2 separate regions of the Homo sapiens genome follow, and region 2 is linked to region 1. A link is a loop called in an ENCODE intact Hi-C map of the cell type or tissue named here. Cell type or tissue: CD4-positive, alpha-beta T cell. All regions are shown on one strand.

Region 1 (2,500 bases):
CCGTACGCCCGCACTCCTCAGCCCTTGGGTGGTTGATGGGATTGGGCGCCCTGGAGCAGGGGGCGGCGCTCGTCGGGGAGGTTCGGGCCGCACAGGAGCCCACGGAGTGGGGGAGGCTCAGGCATGGCGGGCTGTAGGTCCCGAGCCCTGCCCCGCGGGGAGGCAGCTAAGGCCTGGCGAGAGAAATCGAGCGCAGCGCCGGTGGGCCGGCCTGCTGGGGGACCCAGCACACCCTCCGCAGCCGCTGGCCCGGGTGCTAAGCCCCTCATTGCCCAGGGCCGGCAGGGCCGGCCAGGCTCTCCGAGTGCGGGGCCCGCCGAGCCCACACCCACCTGGAATTCGCGCTGGCCCGCAAAGCACCGCGCGCAGCCCCGGTTCCCGCCTGCGCCTCTCCCTCCACACCTCCCCGCAAGCTGAGGGAGCCCGCTCTGGCCTTGGCCAGCCCAGAAAGGGGCTCCTCAAGTGCCGCCAAAGTGGGAGCCCAGGCAGAGGAGGCGCCGAGAGCGAGCGAGGGCTCTGAGGACTGCCAGCACGCTGTCACCTCTCACTGTTTGTCTGTAGGGTTGATGGTTCTGTGTCGCTGGCCTCAACCTCAGGACAGGACATGACCAGTGTCCCCCCTGGATAGCAGCCAGGGGCCGTGCCAGGTGTGGAGACTGAAGATGTGGCCAGCAGGACCCTGCTCAGTGGAGCTGCCTAGAAGCACCAGAGTGCCCCAGGGCCAGGATGGAACCATCAAAGCCGGCCAGAGGGCCCTGTGCCCAGGGTAGGTGCCTTCTCCCTATGAGCCGCCTAAGGGCAAGCCCTGCCTCCTGGTCTGCTCCCTGCCCTCCCCCAGACAGGCTCCCAAGTTAACTGGCACCAGCCAGTCCATGAGGGGCCCTTGTAGAGAGCGGGGCCCAGAGAAGTCTGTAGGGACTAGGCAATCCAGGAAAGCTTCCTGGAGGAGTAGGGTGTTTGGAATCGCGTGCTATTTGTTCACTTTGTCGTGTGCGCTCTAACGGCCTGTGTTCTCCATCACAGTTTATCTTATTCCCTGCTGCACTCAGCACAGTGCCTGGCGCGCAGTGGGAACCGAATGACCCCCTCCTATTCCTTATGTCAGTTGCCTTTTGTCTGTTTCTTTCATCGTAAGCAGGAATCTGTCCGGTTCGCGGCTGCTTCCCAGGCGCCCAGACCAGCGACCAGCACCGCGTAGGCGCTCGGCACAGACCGAGAACGGAGGCCCCACGCGGGGGCGCCCTGCGGCGAGGCGGGTCCCGGCCGCGCCCGGCGGAGCCGGGGAACTACAAGTCCCATGGTGCATCGCGGCGCCAGCGCGCAGACGCAGCCGCCCTCGGCGTCCTCTGTAGCGGGCGACCTAGGCCGCGGGACCCGGACGGAGGTAGAGGCCAGGGCAGCGCGTCCGGGAGCGGAGTCCGCGCCCGCCGCCGCCATGCCGGACAGCTGGGACAAGGATGTGTACCCTGAGCCCCCGCGCCGCACGCCGGTGCAGCCCAATCCCATCGTCTACATGATGAAAGCGTTCGACCTCATCGTGGACCGACCCGTGACCCTCGTGAGAGGTACGAAGCCCCAGCCCGGGGCTCCCTCGCCGGCCTCTGGGGACCCCTGGATCCCACACCCTGCCTGGATCCTCCAATGCCTCCGGGGTCCCGTCTGCCTGAGACCGCCCCCCGCTGCACCCCGGGGACAACTCCCCACCCCCGGAGACCTCCGAGCTCCGTCGCCTCCTTTGGCCTCCCACTGCACCCCGGACCTCACCTCCCAGGATCCCTTACTCTCCCCTGCACCCCGGGATGCCCCGCTTCTTCCCAGGACTCTTCCCTCCCTGCCGCACCCAGCGCCCACTGCCCCAGGACCCCGCACTGCTCTCCGCCCCCCGCCGCCCCGGGCACCCCTCCACTGCACCGCTGGCCTCAGGCCTCTCTCAAATGTCTCTCTGCCGGATGACCAAGTGTCGGGGTGATGGCCGAGATGCCCAAATTCAGCATCTCTGGAACGAACCGGGAAAATGCCCAGTTCAGTTTTTGTTGTTTTTTTTTTTCCTGAGACAGTCTCACTCTGTTGCCCAGGCTGGAGTGCAGTGGCGCGATCTCGGCTCACTGCAACCTCTGCCCCACCCCGGGTTCAAGCGATTCTCCTGCCTCAGCCTCCCCAGTACTAGGATTACAGGCGCACCACCACCACGCCCAGCTAATTTTTATATTTTTAGTAGACACGGGGTTTCACCATGTTGGCCAGGCTGGTCTCGAACTCCTGACCTCAGGTGATCCTCCCACCTTGGCCCCCAGGTGCTGGGATTACAGGCCTGAGCCACCGTGTCCAGCCTGGTTCAGTTCTTTTTGAACACTTGGGGTGCATAGCATGCTCTGGTGGTTCTTCCGTAAGAGGGTGAAGTCTCCAAATCAAACCCCCAAAGATCTGGAAACCGTGCAACAGCGGACCCAGCTCCCTCTCTTTTGTAGCAGTTGTAGAGCATGTCTGTCCTATGTGTCTG
Region 2 (2,500 bases), 1.3 Mb before region 1:
GCCCCATCCCTCCCCTGCCGATTCCCTTTCCCCCTGAGGAAGCCCTCTGGGAGTGATCCTGAGGGCCTCTGATGCACGGAGCCCTTTTCCGCCTGCATGGACAGGCTGGGCACCGGCAGAGACGCCCACCTGCCCTGACCTGCCTCTGTGGCCTCACCCGAGAAGGTGCTGACAGAGTCCTTTCTGCGGAGGTCAAAGCACTTCATGAAGCCATCCTGGGAGCCACTGAGCAGCACGTGGGCTTCGGTGGGGTGGAAGCAGACTTTGTTTACCGTGCGCTTGTGTTCTGTGAACAGCTGGTCCTGCTTGTTGCGGGATGGCCGGCCCAGGTTCCACGTGACCACCACGCCATTGGTGGCTGCTGTGGCCAGCAGGTTCTCATCCATCTGGTGCCAGACCACGTCAGCACAGCTCAGGTTAAGCGAAGGCTTGCGCCCCACACGCAGGTTCAGCTTTTCCACGAACTGTTCCTCCTCGATGGCATAGATCTTGAAGATGCTACGGCCTGCCACGACCACCTGGGCTGCGTCGCGGCACACACTGATGGCATTGGCGGGAGCATCCAGGTGGCAGTGCATGGTGCGGCCTGTCAGCACGCTGCCACCCAGGGCTGTGGTCACACGGGACATCTTCTCCATGGCTGCACAGGTGATGAGGTCAGGGGTCAGGAGGTCAGTGAGGTGGGCTGGCCTGGTCAGCCTGGGTGGGTCATCAGTTCAGACCTTCCACCCAGGTTGGGACCCCAGAACTGCTTGGTCCCGGGCTGGTCAGTCTTAGTGAGCCAATCCAGGGCTGTCTATCAGCCAATCAGCCTGACAGGCAAGCTCAAATTCACTGGAGTCTGTCAGTCCAGCCCATCACCCTGGCTGAGCGGTGAGGGGACTTCCTAGCTTCCCTTAGGCCTGTCAGTTTCATGTCTGACTTCCACGGAAGACTCTAGCTGGACATTCCCGGCCCAGGCCACCTCTCGGTACCCCCATCAGCCAGATCTGGGCAGTCACTAAACGCTCGGTCAGTCAATCCCAGCAGGGGAGCGAGGAGACTCCCGCCGTCCACACTGTCAGCCCTGAGGGCGGCGGGGCTCTAGGGAGGAACAAAAGAGGGGAGGGAACAGAGGGCTAGAGGGGCCCGGGGACTCAGGCGATAGACGCGGGAAGGGCCCAGAGGGACGTCAAGGACCGAGCTACTTAAGGAGCTCGAGGTGTCTGGCGGGACCGGAGGCAGGAGAGAAGCCGGCGACCCCGGAGTACAGGGTTCCTGGGAGCGGCGCAGTGGCGCGGGGGAGCGGACGCTGCGGGACGAGAACCAGAGGGCCCGGGGCAGCCCTTCTCCCCCGCGCGAACCCCAATCTTTTACTAAAAGCGCACGGTTGTCCGGAACCGCCGCGCCGGAAGCCGCTGTCTTTCCCGTCCCTCGCCGGAAGTGGTCCTCTTCTTACCCATCCCTCTCAGGAAGTGGGCACAAACTCTCGCCCGACACCACGAAAGTTCCGGGTCAGGGAGCTGCGTTGGCAGAGGCCAGGAGGGGCCCGGGATTGGGGTCTGCGGGCCGCCCTGGGCGTTGCCATTGCGCTGCGGTGCTGTGCTTGTGTGATTGGTTTATTTATTTATTTATTTAAACGGAGTCTCGCTCTGTCGCCCAGGCTGGAGTACAGTGGCGCGACCTTGGCTCATTGCAACCTCCACCTCCCAGGTTCAAGCGATTCTCCCGCCTCAGCCTCCCAAGTAGCTGGCACTACAGGCGCCCGCCACCACGCCCGGCTAATTTGGCTAATTTTGTATTTTTGGTAGACACGGGGTTTCACCGTGTTGGCCAGGCTGGTCTTAAAACTACTGAACTCAAGCGATCCTCTGGCGTCAGCCTCCTGAAGTGCTGGGAATGCAGGTGTGAGCCACCGCGCCTGGCCTGTTTTTTAAGTCTCAATTTCAGTATTTTAATGCCATCACCTATTTTAATCCCCAGGTCCATCATGACATCTGGTCATCCCTAGACAAGTTCCGAGTGCCCCCAGTCTTCCCCTCCTTCCTCACTCCTCGACCTCGGGAGCAGCCTCCCAACGGCTTTCCTGGGTCCGTCTTTCCCCTTTGATCAGAAACCCGCACAGAAGTCAGGCACCAGGTCTTCTGCCTGAGGCCTCTGGCAGCTCCCACTATGCTGTGAATGAACCCCAACTCCTGGCCTCCGCCTTCCCCTGCCCACCTCCAGCCATGGCAGCCTCCACCCCCATTCCCAGCCCACCAAGCCCTTTCCTGCCTCAGGGACATTGTACGTGCGTGCGATGCCTCCTCCACAGAGCGGACCTCCCTGACCACTGCCCTAATGGGCTTCTCCATCACTGTGGCCTCCACGGCACTTGTCACCACCCATTCGTTTGTTTACTGGTTGTTGTCGGTCACATACGAGTGTGAATTCCACCAAGGCAGGAATCACATTCTGGCTCAATCCCCACCGAATGCCCAGTGCCTGACACACCTGTTCAACCAGTTGCTCTCGTTCTTTT

What was found. A loop is a pair of places that touch in the nucleus more often than their neighbours do. Peaks named below come from ENCODE experiments on the same cell type or tissue, not always from the same donor. Only the 100,000 strongest peaks of a DNase experiment are listed, where the experiment ranks them.
Region 2: a loop joins it to region 1, with 3 times the contacts of the local background. A loop is called at or near these places in 2 of 110 quality-filtered maps.

Annotation. Positions count from the first base shown.
Region 1 is chr16:1,958,190-1,960,689 of GRCh38, forward strand. NDUFB10 (NADH:ubiquinone oxidoreductase subunit B10) reads left to right here and starts at 1,349. Exons shown (of 4, transcript NM_004548.3): 1 at 1,349-1,565. The coding sequence starts at 1,436. RefSeq lists an enhancer at 1-406 and silencers at 1,129-1,438, 1,869-1,978. In CD4-positive, alpha-beta T cell, CTCF peaks have their summits at 1,164 and 1,365; DNase peaks (open chromatin) are centred at 692 and 1,282; H3K4me3 peaks cover 1,595 bases; H3K27ac peaks cover 385 bases.
Region 2 is chr16:689,003-691,502 of GRCh38, forward strand. It overlaps WDR24 (WD repeat domain 24), which reads right to left and starts at 1,396. Exons shown (of 9, transcript NM_032259.4): 1 at 158-1,396. The coding sequence starts at 638. RefSeq lists an enhancer at 1,277-1,824. In CD4-positive, alpha-beta T cell, no CTCF peak of the experiment used is centred here; DNase peaks (open chromatin) are centred at 507, 1,439 and 2,159; H3K4me3 peaks cover 1,176 bases; H3K27ac peaks cover 1,159 bases.